2 separate regions of the Homo sapiens genome follow, and region 1 is linked to region 2. Evidence: read pairs that join two places in POLR2A ChIA-PET (ENCODE). Cell type or tissue: OCI-LY7. All regions are shown on one strand. Links, peaks and the distances in the headings refer to the core of each region. The heading gives the core; the rest is flanking DNA. Region 1 overlaps DAGLA (diacylglycerol lipase alpha). Region 2 overlaps MYRF (myelin regulatory factor).

What was found. Peaks named below come from ENCODE experiments on the same cell type or tissue, not always from the same donor. Only the 100,000 strongest peaks of a DNase experiment are listed, where the experiment ranks them.
Region 1: POLR2A ChIA-PET joins it to region 2 with 6 read pairs; 2 of 35 experiments call an interaction of 5 or more read pairs at or near these places.

The regions. Positions count from the first base shown.
Region 1 is chr11:61,694,277-61,703,640 of GRCh38, forward strand. The region is part of intron 1 of DAGLA (diacylglycerol lipase alpha); the gene reads left to right. Among named protein-coding and RNA genes, the nearest start is that of DAGLA, 19 kb to the left of the region's middle. RefSeq lists enhancers at 502-1,027, 3,663-4,188, 4,189-4,715, 5,242-5,768, 5,769-6,294 and 4 more. In OCI-LY7, for the core only: no CTCF peak of the experiment used is centred there; a DNase peak (open chromatin) is centred at 4,115.
Region 2 is chr11:61,762,426-61,771,535 of GRCh38, forward strand. MYRF (myelin regulatory factor) reads left to right here. Exons shown (of 27, transcript NM_001127392.3): 2 at 3,200-3,287; 3 at 3,533-3,796; 4 at 6,835-6,896; 5 at 7,821-8,100; 6 at 9,075-9,110. Among named protein-coding and RNA genes, the nearest start is that of MYRF-AS1, 9.3 kb to the left of the region's middle. RefSeq lists enhancers at 5,677-6,253, 6,254-6,829. In OCI-LY7, for the core only: no CTCF peak of the experiment used is centred there; no DNase peak of the experiment used is centred there.

The DNA.
Region 1 (9,364 bases), core at 2,486-6,485, 70 kb before region 2:
GCAATTTTTGCTGCCCAAGAAGACCTCACCTGTGTGTTCCAGCTACCCAGTGAGTTTGCGCGTAAATGGCTGCTCAGGGCAGGGCTCTCCAGTCAAGGGCTTGAGCAAGGCCACTGCTGTCCCCACAGCCAGGCTTCCATGCTGTGGCAGGAGGAAGGGAGACCAATGCTGGGACATGAGAGCGATCCACCACCCATAGCAGAGGGCCGGGGTGCCTGGGTGTGCTTGGACCTGACATTGGCCTCACGTGCACCCTTTGTGCCTCTGCGCCGGCTGCCTGTCAGTTGTCAGGTGTCTGCCTTTCATCCTTTCCTGGCCAAAGCTGCCTTTATTCAAGTGCCCCCTGCCAGGCTTTGTGTCTGATACCCCATTTCCGGCAGCCCTGAATCTGTGGCCCTTTGAGCTGCTGTTTTCCATCGAGTGGCTCCGTGGGGAGGAAGGGTGGGAGAAATCCATTCAAGTCATTTGTTTTAAAGACATTGAAGTAAACCCATGGGATTCATGCGGTCACATGTTTTCAGTCTTCTTTCAAAGTAATAGTTGGGTTTCTGGATCGCTCGCATTACCCACTTCCCTGCCTGGGAAGAGCGAGAGGCCTGGTCTTCAGGAAGAACCATGGAGAGGGGAAGCCTGGAAGATAAAAGCTGGGGGCCTGGCAAAACCCAAACATGTGCACGTCTCCCCGCCAGTGGAGGGGCTCTGCCTGGGGAGCACCAAGCACCTGTGTTCTGGTGATTCCAGGAAGCAGCCCCACGGGCCCTCTCTGTGTACTCGCAAGCGTGTTTTTCCTAGCCCAGGGAGCCTGCAGAAACTACCTTTGCCAGCAACTGAGAGGCAGGGTTGGGAGCTAAAGTGGTGCCCAGCCTCCCTGCTGGCTGGAATCTGGCCCTGCACAAGGTGCATCTGCCCACAGGCTCTGGGGAACCGGGTGGGAGGAGGGGCAAGAGGAGGGGAGCCAGCTTTGCTTTCCCCGCTCTTTCTGTTCAACCATCAGGCACCTCTAGGAAGCTTTCTCTGTCTGCCTGGGGCTGAGCAGTGGTCCAGGCATCAGTGTCGGAGCTCTGTGCTCACTGACCCGCCCCGGTTTCCTTGTTATTCTGCACTGTGAGCTACTTGAGGATAGGGCTTGGCATCCTCGAGTTCATGTCCCCAGAAGCTCCTGCCTAAGGGCCTGCTGAGTCCAACCCACTCCCACTTCCCAGCGGGGAGGAGCAGTGGGAGCTTCTTGTCTGGGAGCTTTCAGGTCCTAGGTCCACTCTCTGGCCCTGGTCTGAGCCTCCCACCCCGCTCCAGCCAACTGGTCTGGCGAGTTTGTGGGGACCTGGCCACAGGCGCTTCTCCAGGGACAGAATGTCCTGCTGTAAGGAGGCTTTGTGCCTGGCTTTCTGTTCTTCTTGGCTCCTCTTTGCTCCTCCTCTCTCTCTTTCATCCCAGGGAGGGTACTGACTTCTGGCTTAAGTCTGCTCTCTATCTTGCCTTTTTGGGGTCCAGGACAGCATATAGTGGGGGTGCTGGGCTCAGGCAGAGCAGTGGCCTTGCCTGGAAGGAGGGCAGGGGCAGGGCCCTTCAGGAATGAGGTAGGGTGTGCATCCCTGCGTGCCCCGGTGAGACCCTGGAAAGCCAGATACCCAGAGTGTGGATGACAGGCTCCGGGCCAGAGCCCAGGGGCTGTGGTGACCGTTCTCCCACCTCCTTCCCCGCTGATGTTCAAGGGTGAGGGACCAGAGGCCCAAAGACGGCAGCCTGCGGAGGCCTCGCTCCAGGACTCCGCCCCCACTGAGACTCCTCCCTGTCCCCACCACCAGGCTTGCTCTCAGGGAGCAGGAAATGAGAGTGGGGGAGCCTGGGTGTTCCTCTCACCCTCTGCGGGAGGGGCTGGGCACCCCGTTCCGTAGGTGTCAGCGGAACCGTCACCAGCGGTGGGCGCCAGTGCCGGGATTTCCCTGGCTGACTCACCCTCGGCCTGGCTGTGCCTCAGCCTAGGCATGAGTTCTCTGTGAAGGTGTCTGGATAGTGACAGCGATTCCCATGGAGTCCTGGGAGCGGGAGAGTGGGGGTGGAGGTGCCCACTACCCTGGCTGCCTGCCTTCCACTCCCAGTGGACCTGACGCCCAGCCGTCCGTCCGTCAAGGACACCACCCCCACTTCCCAGCGGGGAGGAGCAGTGGGGCCGGGGCGCTCCCTGAAAGATCCCTCCAGGGGCCACATGCCTCCCCTCCCCTTCCCCTGTGGGAGAGGCAGGAGAATAGGGAAGCCATTGATTCCCTCCATCCCTCCCAGAGTAAGAGGCATTTCACAGACTGGGCGACCCGGGGTTGGGGGTGGGGTGGGGTGGGGTGGGGAGCTGTGAGAGGCAGGAAGTGGGGTCAGCACCCGGATCCAAAGACCCCTTGGAGAAAAGGGGAAAACTGTAGTCCCTTCCCCTAGCAAGGTTTGCGTGAAGCACATCTTTGGGCCATCCCAGCCTCCTTGGCAGCGAGCAGGCAGCGGCAGGCACTGTCAGTGGGGTGGAGGTGTTGCAATTACCGTGTGTAGGGGGCTGGGGGAGGACTGAGCAGACAGAAATGTGGAGTGTGCGGCTTGTGAGCTGGCCTGTGGGGGCAGTGGCAGCAGAGCTGCGTGGGGTGGGATGGGAGGTGTGGATCTGGGTGGTTTGCCCCAAGATCCTCACCTTCCTATCGCCAAGGGGAGGGAGGTCACCCATGACCTCCCTGGGATGGCATAGCAGGGGATGGTAGCCTCTGGGGACTGGCCTGCCAGGGCTGAGGGCACAGGGCGACATTCAGGACCCTGGCATGGTTCGGTCTTGGCAGGCAGACTTCTCAGCCCCCTACCTGCTCACCTGGCCAGTGAGAAATGAAGCGGTTTCTGTGCCCCAGTGCCATGGACAGCTCCAGTGACTCTGATGAGGCTGTTGGCTGTGCAAATTCCTTTGTGGGTAGCCCCAGGGTAAGGTGGCCCTGGAAAGGAATGTGGTTGGTAGGCCCAACCCTACCCAGCCTCCTGAGCTTGGCCCGCTGCTGTGGTCAGGAGCATAGAAGCCGGGCCAGGGCGAGGGAAGGCCTGGCCTAAACTGAGATGGGCCCTCCAGGCAAGGCCAGCATTACCTCAGTCCTCGGAAATGCATCGCTCTGCTTGGGGGAATGGCCACACGTGGCTGAGCCCCAGGTGGTGCCAAGGACAGGAGGACAGCAGCCATTCCTGCGCAGGAGCACACCAAGGCCCCAGGAGCCTGGGCTGTGGGGCAGGGTTCCAGGTTCTGCTCCCAGCCTGCTGCTGACCTCGATGTGGCCTGGGGCAGCTGTCTACATCCTTCCTCACCTTCCTCCCTCAAATGAGCATTTGTGACTCAGTGGCTCAGAGGTTCCTTCCCACTCAGATATTCTCCTGTTTTTTTTTATTTTTATTATTTTTTTATTTTTTAGACAGGGTCTTGCTCTGTCACCCAGCCTGGAGTGCCGTGGTACAATCATAGCTCAGTGCACTCACTGCAGCCTCGAATTCCTGGGCTCAAGTGATCCTCCCATCTCAGCCTCCCAAGCAGCTGGGACTACAGGCATGCCCTGCCATGCCCAGCTAATTTCCTCCTGTGATGGCCCTGGGTAGCCAGGTGTCTCTGCAGTGAGGAGCAGTGCCAGGGCCCTTTCTTGGACCCTCCATTTCCTCCTCCCCTGGGAGTCATGGGGCAAAGTGAGATAATGACTGGAAGTTCCCAGTACCAGGTCTTCTGGCAGCTAGTTGGGCTCTCAGTGAGCAATGGCTGGTACTACTGCCCTTATCACCCTTATGTTTACATTATCATCAGCCTTATTGTGGAGTTGCCTTCTCAGAGCCTGTTGGGGGCTCCCTGGAAAAGGCAGTGTGACTCTTGTCCTGGGCTGGCATCCTGGCCCCCAGTCTGCTCAAGAATCAGAAGGTCAGACTGGGCCAGCCAGAGGGTCAGGGCAGGCAGGCAGGGTCCCTGACATCTCTCCTGTGGTGCCTCTGCAGCTTGGCTGAGCTGCAGGCTCCCATCTGCAGAGGGGCGGCCCAGCTCTCTGCAAGTTGGCTGGGAGACCTCAGAATGAGGAGCGCATGTTCTCCAAACATCTTGCTCACAGCAGATGGCAGCCACAACTGCCTTTCTCTCTGCAGTTCCGGTGCACTTCCCTTTCCTTTGCTCACCCCCCTGCTAACTTTGGTTTCTGCTTTTGGAGATGGGGAGGCAGCCTGCAAGCCTCCAGAGCCACTTCTGATAGTGGGTGAAGCTTGGTGCACGTAGCACGGACAGTTTCCAAAGGAAAGGAAACCTCGTACCCCACCTGCTTCCCTGGGGAAGCTCACTCTTACCCTGCTTCCCACATGCCATCTCTGAGTCTCTTTGGCCAAATGTGCCGGCAGCATGATCTGAGAGGAGCAAGGGAGCTGGCCCGGGGGCCTTGTCTGACATTTCTTGAGCAGCTGCTAGGCACCAGGCGTGGTGCTGGGTGCCAAGGACACAGAGATGCAGAGTGTAGCCCTGCCCTCCTGGAGCTCCCAGCCCAGTGGGGAGCCCGGAATGGAGGGGGCACTGATTAGGTCTGCCCTTGGGGGTTGGCGGGCCCTGGCAGCTTCACAGAGGAGGTTGTGTTTAGGCTGAGCTTTGGAACACTGAGGAGTTCCCAGGGGAGCAGGATTGGAAAAGGCCTTTTGGGCAAAGAGAACAGACTGTGCAAGGGCACAGAGGCATGCAGACCGCCTGCAGAGCACGCTCAACTGTGGTGCACAGCAGAGCAGAGAAAGCAGGACATGCTATGCACCCTCAGAAAGACAGGGCCTCCTCTGGCTGCGTATGGGTGGGGGCCAGCCTGAAGCTGAAGCCCTGGATGGGAGCCATTGGGGGAACAGGCCTTTCTCAGTTGGGGGGAATTCTGCCCTGAGTTTGGGGCCAGTAGACGCAGCAGCCCCTGCTGGTAGAATAGAACTGGACCATCCTTCCCTCCTGGCTGGCCCTGCAGCCACAGGCCAGAAGTCTGGTGTTGGCCTTACTGCCCTGGAGCTAAGGCCAGGGGGTCACAGATCAGCCAGGTGAGCATGCCCTGGGAGAGTGTGTGGGCCAGACCTCCATGGCACTGCCTCTCCTACTGCGACCTGCCCTGGCTCCACCCCACACCCACAGGTGGCACTAAGCTGAGCACCCACATATCCAGACCCTCTTCTGTGCCAAATCCTTTCTCAGTGGTCCCACATGGGCCTCATCCCATTTAACCTTCACAAAGGCCATGTGCGGTGGGCATCCCTGGCCCTGAGGTCCTTTGACTTGCTCCAAGTCACCCAGCCAAGGCATGGCCCAGCAGAGACTCCAGGCCTAGGTCCGCCTCACCCTTTGCAGACTCATGCCTTGCCTGTTCTTCCCTGCGCTGCTTCTGTCACCTCACAGTCAGGCCCCTCCGGGGAGTACAGTGGAGGGAAGGCCAAAGCATTCATCCTGGAAGACCCTCCAAATACTGTAGGCAGAGTGCTGGGGACACCAATGGCAGCTGTGGGCAGGGCCACCCGAATGCCACCCCATAGGGCAGCGGGCCCACAGCATGGAGGCCCTCCGTGTTTGCTTTTCCCAGCCCTGCATTAGCTGTGCTGCTCACACCTGGCTGACTGTTTGCCCAAGGATTTCTCCCCTGGAAGGAGGGTGGGGCTGGGGAGGGTGGCAGGCAGGTGGCCGGCTGCCTCTGGGCACTCCGTTTTTCTGCAGACCCACACTGCCTGCGAATGCCACACCACCCTGCATCCCCAAGGCTGCCCCAGCAGTGCCCGGCCTCGCCCGCGCAGAGCATGTGACTTGGCAGTGCCTGGGCCTGGCATGCCTGGCGTGCCAGGGCAGCGGCAGCAGCAGCCGGACTGTCAGTAAGGAGCTGGAGAGGCCCCCAGAGCCCTCCTGTTGGGGCACTGGTCCTGGGTTGTGGGGGTGACGGGATGCATCAGTGAGACTTTTGTATGGCAGGAGGCAGAGGAGCACATAACTGAATCTGGGAGTATTTATGGACACGTCTGCGCCTTCCTTTTCTGCAGCAGCCTGTCTGCAGGCCCTCCTGCAAGGAGAGCCTGTCTTGATTCAACCAGTCCCTGCCCTGACCTTCTCTTCACCCTCTTTCTGATGAGTCAGCCCCAGGAACTTGAACTTGGACTTCTCCAGCCTCTGGGCCAGCCCTGGAGGCGGAAGCCCTGGACCTGCCTCCCCAACACCTGCCCTCCTGAGGGTGTGGCCTGCAAGCGTCCTTTTCTGTCAGATTCAGCTCATGGCCAGTGACTCCTTGAGCCTGTGATCGTGGTCCTCAGGCCAAGGGGAACAGATTAGATAATTAGCTGCTGATGGATCTGGCATCCTAGGGAAGAGGGAGCCCTTTCTCTCCCACAGCTGGGACCCCAAAGAGAGGCTTGCATTAGCCAGGCAAGGAGCCGGGTGCCTCCCTCCCTGCAGTCCTGCACAGCCCCTTCCTTCTCTTGCTGCTGTGGGTATCTGCCTAAGGAGAGCTGGCCCAGCATACCCACCTGGGACACACCCAGAGAGTGCCAGCCTGAACGGCACTGCCAATAGCCCGATCCTCAGGCCTTTCACCCTGCACCTCCCTGCTCCTCCAGCAACGAGACCCCCTGCATGTCACTCACATGTGGCCCCGGGCCAGGCACTTGGCCACCTCACAGTGAGCGATGCTGGGAGGCTGGTGTTCTTGCAATCCCACTGACAGGTGAGGAAATCTGATTTGTGTCATGCTTTCTCCAGCATCGCTCAGATGTTGTTCATCCCCTTTTTCCCGGAACCGGGGCCCAAAGAGGTTGTGACTTGCCCACACCTCTTGAATGGCCAGGCCCCATGTCCAGCCTGGATTCTCTGACACCAAGCCCCATGTGTTTTCCACTGTGCCCTGCAGTAAACAGAAGTGCTAATAAAGAAGCGTGCTAATACATAATTAATCCCACCTCCATCCCTTGGGCCTTTTCTCTCTCAGACGCCCTGAGCACCGCCCAGACGTGATCTCATGTGTCCTACCAAGGCCCCAGAAGAGCAGAGAGGAGGCTGGGCTCTGAGGGGCCATGGGGACTAGGAGCCAGCCTCTCCGCTGCCAGGCCCAGCCCTACTGCATGCCTGCTGCCCGCCTCTCCCTCTGCTCTAGGTAGGGAAGCTGCCGAGGCTCGGGCATGTCTCAGGCACCTGCTGTCTTCCTCTGGTCTCGTGGATTGTACGAACCTGGAGGAGGAAAGCAGCCGGGATTCGATGAGCCCCCATGTGGTGGGGATGTGTGCGCGCAGGGGCCCAAGGCTCTGCTTAAAGGGAAGGAGTATTGCTGAGGCTTGTTCTAGTGCCTTCCTCTAAGGAACCCTCAGTATATCTTGTTTGTTCTCACATTCGAGGGAAGTTGGCAAAGGGCAGTTCTGTGTCACAGGGAAGGGGGTGGATGAGGACCCCGAAAACCTGCCCTTTACCGAGTCTCACCCCCGAGCCTGCTGAGGTCACACAGCGGCAGTCAGTGGGGGGTTAGGTTTTCTTGTTTTGTTTTTAGAGACAGGGTTTTGCTCTGTCACCCAGGCTTCAATGTAGTTTTGCAATCACAGCTCACAGCAGCCTGGAACTCCCCAGCTCAAGTGATCCTCCTGCTTCAGCCTCCTGAGTAGCTAGGACTACAGGCATGTGCCACCATGCCCAGATAAATTTTTTTTTTTTTAATAAAGACAGGTTCCCCGTATGTTGCCCAAACTATTCTCAAACTCCTGGCCTCAAGTAATTCTCCTGCGTCAGCTGCCTGAGTAGCTGGGACTATAAGCATGCACCACCACATCTGGCTAAATTAAAAAAAATTTTTTTTGTAAAAATGGGTTCTTACTAGTTTCGAACTCCTGGCCTCAGTGATCCTCCAGCCTCGGCCTCCCAAAGCATTGGGATTACAGGTGTGAGCCCCCACAGCTAGCCCATGTTAGGTTCTCTCTCTCTTTCTCTCTCTCTCTGTCTTTAACTCTGATAATTACAAGCTGAACATGTTAGGTTTCGAACTTAGTTCTGACAGATTTCAAAAGTGGGGATCATCAAAGCACTGGGCCATGGTGTGCAAATTCCTGGCCTCTCTACCTCCAGGACAATGTTGGGGCCCAGAAGAAAGTGGGTGAGAAAGATGATAGCACCTTAAGGCTCCGAGTCTTCTGTGGGATTATATTCCTGAGCCAGAGGCTGCAGACCCTTATAAACTGAGCATTGGGGGATGGGGGTAAAAGTGGATCCTAGGGAAATTAGAGATCATCTGGTCAACCCCCTCATCCTCCAGATGAAGACACTGAGTCTCTTAGAAGAGAAGTCATTTCCCCAGGTCCTTCCCCTTCTCACTTATAGCCAGGCCATGGCTGAGGTGCCCTCTGGGCCCCCGGTTGGGAGAGGGCTTCAGTCTCCTGGCTGCATCCTGAGAACGTAGCTTTCTGTGCTCTTTCCTGGAGGTGCGCCCTCCCTCCCACAGGATGCTGTACAGAGGTGGACGCAAGTCACACGGCCCCAGATGCATAGGGAGGTAGAGGGAAGCCAGGCTTGTCAATGCTAGGGAGCCCTCCAGTAGCAGGACCACTCACTGCATTACCACAGGCAAATCACCCACAGCCCCTTCCTGCCACAGTTGCCTCATCAGTAAAATGAAGATGCCACATTTCCTCCCTGCCTCGCCCACAGCGTGGTCGTTGGTAGCCAGTGAAGTTGCATATGTGGGCAGTTCAGGATAGGGCTTTGGATCCCAGGCATGGCCAGCAGATGGTGTGGAAAGAGGCCAGGGCTGGGAGTCAGGAGCCCTGGGTTCTGGGTGCAGCTCTGCTGTGGCTCCTACGTTCTCCTGTTTCTGTCCTTCTCAGGCCGTGCTCCGAAATGGTTTCTCTTTCAGGCAGCAGGGACGTGGTGAGCTCCCCCAACCTGCCAAACCTTTACTCAGTGCAGGGAACCTGGCAAGGAAGAAAACAGGCGAGACCCCTCCCCTGAGAAGCCACACCCTGGTGGAGGGAGCCAGATGGTAAACACATTCACCAGAACTTTAGATGGTGAGAAGTGCTGATAGGAAAACTGAGTCCTATGATGGGGGCGCTTGGGGTACCTAAGATTTGGCAGGCAGGTCCCAGGAGGGGATGTTTGAGCTAGGAGCTGAATGACAGGAGGGAGCCAGCCACGCAAAGCTCTGGGGGTGGGGGTGGGGTTGGGGTTCTCTCCAGGCTAGAGGAGGAGTGAGGACAAAGGCGTTCGGCACGCCTGGCCTGTTGCAAGAACAGAGAGAAGGCCAGGGTGCCTGGGAGGCTGGTGAGGGCAGGCAGAGGCCAGGCCACAGGGCTGGCAGGCCAACGTAAGAGGGAGAGGGCTTTCTAAGTGTGATGAACAGTGTAGAAT
Region 2 (9,110 bases), core at 4,746-8,745:
TCCCTTCTCTCAGAGAGGTCTTGAGGATCAGAACGAGCCATATGGCCCATGTTCCGCTTCCTGCCTGGCAGGTACCCCTGCTTGGGCTCCAGTGATGTTCTGGGGCTCTTTTGGGAGCAGTGGGGAGGGGCGCTCCCGAGAGTGTGCCCATGGGACCCTGCCCCTGTCCTGGGTTCTTGGGGGCTCTATCCCAGCTTCGGCAAGCCCCCACCCTTGTCTTGTCCACCTGGAAAGTCTGTTAGAAATCTCCAGTGTGGTTCACGGGCGGGCTGGGGGCCGAGCGGCGTGGGAAAGAGACGACGCGGCCTCCAGGGCTTCCAGGAGAAGGTGTGGGGTCAGCGTTCCTCAGGAGGCCCTCCGAGCCCCCAACCCTCAAACTTCTTCCCCACCCACTGGCCTCCCCGCAACGCTGCCCCATCAGTTCCCTCCTCCCGCCTCCTTCCTCCATCCTCCGTCCGCCCGGACCCTGGCACGGGAGGGTCCCTCCTCCCCCAAAGCACATCTGGTTCTCGTTAGGGTCTCCCAGGATGCCTCTGCCTGAGGCCCCCTATCCCGAGGGAGGTGGGCAGGAGGATTAGGGGCGATTAGGAGTGCTCCTGGCCAGGAGAGGAGGGGGCTGGGTCTGTTATAAATAGCAACACCATGACTGCATCAGCCCATCATTCACCGTAGATTCCAAGTTCAGGCTCAAAAACTTGCAGCTTCAGCGGCCAGGGTGGGGGCGACGCTCCAGGTGGGGTGGGGAAGGCACAGCAACCGCCAGTCACACTCTCCCTCGTGGAGTCAGACCCCTGCACCTGGTTGGAATCCTCCTTGCCATGTTGCCTTGGGTAAGAGACTTGACCTCTCTGAACAGGGGATGGTGATTATGTTACCTATCTGAACATCCCCACTGTTTAGAGAGGGAAAATGCATAAAGCACTTAGAATCGTCCCTGGCCTGGTAGGCAGTCAGTGTGAGCTGCAGTCACTGTCACCACCACTGTCTTTGTCATCATCGCCATGATGAGTTGAGAAGCACTGGGAGATACTCACTATGAGCCACTGTCAAGTCACTGTCTCTGTCATGGTCAGCATTCTGGGCTGGGAGGATTGAGTAACACACCGCAGGTGAAGAGCCTGCAGGATGCCTTGCGCATAAGAAACTTCTGTGATTAGGCTGGGCGTGGTGGCTCACGCCTGTAATCCCAGCACTTTGGGAGGCTGAGGCGGGCAGATCACCTGAGGTCAGGAGTTCAAGACCAGCCTGGCCAACATGGTGAAACTCTGTCTCTACTAAAAATACAAAAAATTAGCCGTGTGTGGTGGCGGGCGCCTGTAATCTCAGCTACTCGGGAGGCTGAGGTGGGAGAATCGCTGGAACCTGGGAGGTGGAGGTTGCAGTGAACCAAGATTGCACCACTGCACTCCAGCCTGGGAGACCGAGCAAGACTCAGTCTCAAAAAAAAAAGAAATAAAGTAAAGAAACTCCTGTGATTATTAATGTATTTGATTCACAAAATGCCTGGCACACAGTAGGCACTCAGTAAATGGGACCCGTGGTTACAGCAGGGTGGGGCTTGAGCAGAGGCAGGGTCCTGGAACCCAGGCACACAGACTGGCCACGCCCAGCTCGAGAAGCTGCTCTTGCCCCGGCCACACCGCCCTGGACGGCCATTGGTGGTGCGTGGTGGGTGTCCCTTGTTCCTAGCTGGGCGAGCTGGGGGTGGGGGTCAGCAGGAGGGCCCTGGCCTGTCGCAGGCAGCGCGTGACTCCTAGGAGGGCTTAGCCGCTCATTAATCACCTAAGCGGGGCTCAGCATTCTTGAAATGCCGGCTGAGGCCAGGGAGGGGCCTGGGCGGGGGGCTCCCGGGGACCCCAGGGCTCTGGGGCTGGGAAGTGAGGACGGCTGTTCCGACCGATGAGCACCCACTAAAGTGGCTGGCACTTCACACACCTCATCTCGTTTCATACTCAAAACAGCCCCTTGAAGCCATAGCTGTACATGTCCCCATTGCACGAATGAGGAGACTGAGGCGCAGAGAGTGCATGTGACCTGCCCAAGGTCACTCAGCAGGGAGTGGCTGAGCCAGGATTTGTTCCTGGACCTGTCTGAGCTCAACAGGAGAGGGCAGACCCCAGACTCAGGCTCCAGAGGCCTGTGGGAGGGGCCCTCCTGCCTCAGTGGGGCTGGCCAGCCCGGGTCAGCCGTGTGGGTGGGGCTGTCCTCCATTATCGGGGTTGACGCATCTCCCACGTCAGCCCCCTTATCACCCCGCCCTCTGGCTCCCCCTGCAAGGTGACCCTGGGAGGGGAAAGGCCGGCACCTCCCCCGTCCTCCCTCATGATGCCCAAGAGCCCTGGCTGCCTTTCCTCTAGGGGCCCCTCCCCTTGGTGGGGCCGGGGCCAGCGCAGAGGGCCCAGGAGAGGGCGGCAGGCAGAGGAGTGGAGCTCTGGCGGCCATCATTCCCTGCTGGGAGGCCGGGGCAAGCCCTTCCTTCTCTAGGCTTCTGCCTCCTCTGGAAAAAGGGGGCTAAGTTCCCCCGCCTGTGCCCAACAGGGTGATGGGCATATCCAATGAGGGTGCAGGGAGCTCTCCTGATTCTGATCCCCACTCCCGCCTGCGGCCAGGGCCTGGGTGCAGGAGACTCCCACAGCCCTGTGGGCCCCCAGGATATATGGTCCCACTCAGCCAGGCCTCGTGCTCCTGCGTTCCTGGAGCTGGGCCATCTGGACTGACCCCTGGAGGACACGGCAGGACAGTGCCTGTTGGGTCCGAGCCATCCCATCGAGGGCAGTGGGCACCCACGGGGCTCTCGACTCAGTAAGCACCTCATTTGTGCCTCACAGCACCCCATAAGACAGAGGCACAGTGACCCCATTTGACAGATTAGTGGAAAGGACTTGTTCCCTGTCACACAGCTAGAAAGAGGCATGGCAGGATCGGCCTCTCTGTACCCAGATCCATGCCCTGGGCCCCTCTCCTCCTCTGAGACTCAAGGTGGCCTTGTGGTGGGGCGGGGGGGCATTATCAGTGCTTCCTGGAGGGGTGCCAGGCAGTGGAGGGTGAGAGCCGGCCCCCACATGGATACCTGGGTGGGAAGGAGCAGGGGCATCTGTTTTGGAGGGCCAGCCTGGGCAGGGATGGAGGGCTGGGCCCTGAAGCCCAGGGTCTGCAGGGAGCTGGGCCTCTTCCCTAGCCCATCTCTCCTGCCCTGCAGGCCACGACATCAACGGTGCCCTGGAGCCCTCCAACATAGACACCAGCATCCTGGAGGAGTACATCAGCAAGGAGGATGCCTCCGACCTGTGAGTGGCCCCCTCGCCCGGCCTGCACCCGCCCAGCCCCAGCCCTTCGCCTCCCTTCTGTCACCAGGGAGGTCTGAGGGCCGGACCTGGGGTCTGCTGTGGTCCCACCTCTGAAAGCTGCTCCTCGTCCCTTCCCAGCCACTGACTCCTCCGAAATCTCCATAGTTCCCTGCAGGGAGGGGGCGGCTACTTCCCTGCTGGGGCTGGGGTCCTGGCTGGAGCTGAGCCGCCCCCCTTCCCCGCAGCTGCTTCCCTGACATCTCTGCTCCAGCCAGCTCGGCCTCCTACTCCCACGGGCAGCCTGCGATGCCTGGCTCCAGCGGGGTCCACCACCTGAGCCCCCCTGGGGGTGGACCCTCCCCGGGGCGCCATGGTCCCCTCCCACCCCCGGGCTACGGCACCCCGCTGAACTGCAACAACAACAACGGCATGGGCGCTGCCCCCAAGCCCTTCCCGGGGGGCACCGGGCCCCCCATCAAGGCTGAGCCCAAGGCTCCCTATGCCCCAGGGTGAGTAAGGGCAGGGAGTAGGGGGATACAGCGGCATAGGGGCAGGCAGGGAGCAGGGCTGTGGCCGTGACCTGGGAGGTGCTAGACACTGGCCTGGCATGGGATGGGCTGGGTGACTGGCTGTGCGTGGGCAGGTGAGGGAAGGGAGGATGAGTCCAGGTCAAGGGGGGACTCCTGGGCTTTGTTCTGAGGCAGTGGGCAGCCACAAAGCTTCTAAGCATGGGAGTGATGAGGGCTGACGTAAGTGCTAGAAAAATCTCGATGCTGTGTGGAGAGTGGACAGGAAGCGGCGGGACTGGAGGCTGTGACTGTTTACCTTCATGGGAACACCTGCATACCCGTGCACGCGCGCCAAGCCCACCCACTTACGCATCCAGCTGACGTGTACTGTGGCCACAGGAGCTGGCCCATGGCTCAGATGTGGCACCTCAGTTCCCCCCTACCCAAGCAAGCCTCATGGGGCCCAGAACCCAGGCCCTTCCCCCCATCTTTCTGAGGAGTCCACACCAAGGGCCTGACCCAGGGCTGAACCTTAGGCCTGGCTTTGACCAAAGGTTCCAGGCAGCCACCCGGCCAGCCAGACTCCAGGGCAGCTCCCGGGGCACATGCTCACAGCGGGAGGCTGGGAGCATGGGTCTGCAGGGGAGCTCAGGGCAAATGTAGGGGCCCCTGTCTCTGGGTGGAAGAGCATTAAAACACTAGGTGCATGAACTCTGTGTTCAGACAGCCTGGCTCCAACTTCAGCTTCCCCATTTATCAGCCGTCTGCCTCGGTAACCCATGGCCTCAGTTTCTTCTGTGAAGTGAGCCCTCAAATGCTTACCCCTCAAGATTATCGTGGGAAGCAACAAGGGCACAGAGGATGCCCTGGGTGCATGGTGGCCATGGACACATGGCCGGCCGTGCTTCCTGAGCTCCCTGGCTTTTGGGGAGAAGGGAGTGGAGGCCAGGCTTGGGGTGCCAGGGGTGAACCTTTGCTGCAGAAGGCAAACTGTTTGCTTGAGGCTGTGAGGCTGTTCCTAAACTACAGGCCCCTGGGGGCAGAGGGAGGAGAACTAACATTTGGTAAGCGCCTGCTGGTGCCCACTGCTGTATCATGTGCCTATGATTGCGTGAGCTCATCAGCCTTCCTGGGTATCCAGCTCCTGGGAGACCCCACAAGGAGCCCTGGCCACTGCTACCGTCAGGATTTTAATGGCACACTGAGGCTCAGAGAGGGAAAGGGGCTTGTCCAGAGCCACACAGGGACTCTGTGGGCAGGGCCACTCCAGGAAGGGACCCAGGGCCAGACCTGAGTCTAGGTGATAAACAAGACAGACATGAGGCTGGGTGTGGTGGCACACACCTGTAATCCCAGCACTTTGGAAGGCCAAGGTAGGCATATTGCTTGAGCCCAGGAGTTCAAGACCAGTCTGCAACATGATGAAACCCCATCTCTACAAAAAATACAAAAATTAGCTGGGTGTGGTGGCGTGTGCCTATAGTCCCAGCTACTCGAGAGGCTGAGGTGAGAGAATAGTTTGAGCCAGGGAGGTCGAGGCTACAGTGAGCTGTGATCATGCCACTGCTAGGGACAGAGTAAGACCCTGTCTCAAAAAAAAAAAAAAAAAAAAAAGGCCAGGTGCGGTGGCTCATGCCTGTAATCCCAGCACTTTGGCAGGCTGAAGTGGGCAGATCACTTGAGGCCTGGAGTTTGAGACCGGCCTGGGCAATATGGTGAAACCCTGTCTGTACTAAAAATACAAAAATTAGTTGGGTGTGGTGGCGCATGCCTGTAATCCCAGCTACTTGGGAGGCTGAGGCACAAGAATCGTTTGAACCTGGGAGGTGGAGGTTACAGTGAGTGGTGATTGTGCCACTGGACTCCAGCCTGGGTGACAGAGCGAGACTCTGTCTCAAAAAAAAAAAAAAAAGAAAGAAAAGAAAAAAAACAGACACACGGCTCTGCAGTGGCTCCTGAAGCCTAACTGGGGAGAGGTATTCACCAGTACATCTCCAAGTAGAGGAATAATCAGGTGCCAGAGGAACTTAAGAGGAGAGAACACAAGGTGCTGTGGACTTGGGGCATGGGACTGCAGGGACTGCAGGGTGTGAAAGACCTTAACACATTACAGAAGGCCTGGCCATTGTCAGGGAAGTACAGGACGGAGTGGCAGCCCAGGGGGCCTGAGGCTGTGGCGAGGAGTATGGGTTTGAGTCCCCATACACGTTTTTGTATCATTCACACAAAACCTGCAGGGTCTGTGTTCTTGAATCGTTGTATAGGTTTCTACATGAGGCCCCGAAGGTGGGTGGGTGGCTGGCACAGGGATGCAGGGGGACTCTGGAGCCAGCCCCAGGGCTGTGTCCACAACAGGGCCATGGCCTCTCTGGCAGTTCCCTGGGCATGGGAATGGGGAGTTGCTCCAGATGTGGGGACCAGGGATGGCCAAAGAGCTGGATCCCATATGGCCACAGCCTTCCACTTGCTGGGTGAGCACAGGGTTCACGCAGGACGTGTTGACCTCTTGGGTTGAGTTTGTTCTTTTTCCTGAACACTGATAAAAGTGAAACCTGCAAGAAAAAAATAAACCCAGGCCCGGTGGTGCTGGCTCCCTTCCCAGTCCACACCTGCCTCTGGTGGGGCAGCCCCCCATGACCTGCTGAATGCCCTGAGGCCCAGCCCCCTAGGGCCCTGTGTTTCCAGGAAGCTGTGGGGCTTCAGTGGGTGCAGGAAGAGAGAAGAAGTCCTGGCCTTCGGTCTGGGGCGGGAGTCTTTGAGTCCCTGTGCCATCATCAAGGACACTAGTAACTGCCCCCCAAGTGCCCTGTAGGTCTGAGGGGATCCTGGGCGGTCCCCTACCCACAATTCGGCCCCAGGCCCTGCCAGGCACCCCAATGTGGGTGGTGCGGAGAAATGCCCCTAAGGGTGGATGTGACGAAACCTCAGTGTCGCCAGCTTCTGGGGGGCTGTGGGACCCTACCACGCAGAGAAGCTGCCCAGCTGGAAGGCAGAAGCTCAGCTGCTCACCCCCCGGCCCCTTCCCCTGGCTCTCGCAGCACACTGCCGGACTCTCCCCCAGACTCGGGCTCCGAGGCCTACTCCCCCCAGCAGGTGAATGGTGAGTCCAGCGGGCACCGCCCTCCTGCTCCAGGGTTTGGGCAAGTAGTTGGGGCGGCCTTATCAGGGAGGTAGGGGAGGAGGGAGGGGGCCAGCGGCTGCCCAACGGGCTGAGATTATCGCTGGTCAAATACTCCCTGGCGCTTGGCTATTGTTTCCCCACGGGCGGGTGGGGAGCCTGGCCCTGCCTCTGAGCAAGTATCCCCGCGGTGATGCCACCCGCCTGCCCGCCTGCGCCATCATGGACGCACCCTTCGGCGGTAAGTGGGTGGCTGGGGAAGGCCGTGGGTGCAGCCTGGGTGCAGGCTTCCCAGGCCGGGCCCACCTCACCTTAGAGGGTGCTCAGGGGTGCCCTGGCCCCCAGGTGGCCAAGAGCAGAACCACCGCGGGAGCAGGCTCCCCGCAGTCCGGATTGGGGTCAAGAGTTCTGTTTATCTTACCAAAAACATCCCTGGAATGCCTCCTGGGGAACAAAGGGAGCTGGGGCCTCCCCGCTCAGGCTGGGGGGCTGGCCCCTGAGAGCCCAGAAGAGGGACTGCCTGCCGGAGAGGGGAACACTGGGCAGGCCTGGGCTGGGGGTCTCCGGAGACGCCTTCCTGAGGCCCAGAGGAGGAGCAGGCCTCAGAGGAGATGGGGACGGAGGGGGACCTTTAGATTTGGGTTGGATTCTCCTGGTCCAGCCTGGGGGCAGGAGGTGGCTAGGATGAGGTGAAAGGCTGCCCCTCCTTGGGCAGGTTTGTGCCTCCCTGCCCAGGCCTCTAGTAGGTGGCTGACCAACGGCCCTCCCACCTAGGGTAGGTGGGGGGCAGCCCCCGGGCTTGGCTCAGGACGGGGTGGAAGCAGGAGACTCTGCCTTGGGGAGGACAGTGCCCAGGAGCCTGAGTGAGGTTGGTCTCAGATGCCCGCTCCCCCATCTCTCCTGCAGAGCCCCACCTCCTGCGCACGATAACCCCTGAGACACTGTGCCACGTGGGAGTGCCCTCCCGCCTGGAGCATCCGCCCCCACCTCCAGCCCACTTGCCAGGCCCCCCGCCACCCCCACCACCCCCACCTCACTACCCTGTCCTGCAGCGGGATCTGTACATGAAGGCCGAGCCCCCGATCCCCCACTACGCTGCCATGGGGCAGGGGCTGGTGCCCACTGATCTTCACCACACCCAGCAGTCCCAGATGCTGCACCAGCTCCTGCAGCAGCACGGAGCTGAGTAAGACGTGGGTGGCTGGCTCCATGGGGTGGGAAGGTGGGGTACAGGGACCAGGGTGGGCAGGGCGGCGGGCAGGCCAGAGAGGGAGGTAGGGACCGGGATGCACCCAGGGAGGGCAGAAGGCTCTGCAGGGCAGATGGGGGTAACATATTTATACATGTTTACCCAGCAATACCTTGAGGGGTTTACAGCCATGGCTAATTGCTCACAACTACCTTATCTGGTGGGCACAGGTAGGTAAACTGAGGCTCTGATGGGGGAAATGTCCCGTCCAGATCATGAGCCAGGGGCAGAGCCAGGACTGGGCCCGGGGCTGTGCTCTTACCCAGACCCCAGTGATTTTGCAGCTGTCTCATGGAACCCTCAGGTTTCTGAGGAGTCTTCTTCCTAGACCCAAGCCCCCGACTCTGACTCAACCTGCACGATTGTCTTTTCATCTGTTTTACATGTGGAGATTCCATGAAAGGTTTAGTTCAAAGGAAGGTTCTGCTGTCAAAACATTTTGTAAACCAGAAGGGGAAGGAGTGCCGTGCGGAAGCTCCCCTTCCCTGGTTTTTGTGGCCCAGGCCCTCTGTGGCTTGTTTCTGATCACAGGGCCTGCTCTCCATAGAGCCCCCACTATAAAGGGTGACCTTGAGTGTGACACTGCAGGCAGGGACAAACTCATTCATTCCTCAAGCGATTGCTGTGATTCTGTAAGCCAGCCCTGTTGCTGGGCATGATGGAGACACCAAGTCAGGTGTGGCTCCTGTCCACAGTCTGGGGGAAGCGAAGAGTGACAGAAGCAGAAAATGACAGCACAGAGCAATGGGGAGTAGGAGGAGGCAAAGCCTGAGGGCTTCCTGAAGGAGGTGTCCTCTGGGCGGGGCACATCCTGGCCCAAACAGGCTAGAGAGGGGAGAGAGGTGGATACTACCCAGTGGGAGGGGCTCGGGGAGAGCCAGCCCCCACGGCGCACACTTCTGTTTCCCCAGGCTCCCTACACACCCCTCCAAGAAGAGGAAGCACTC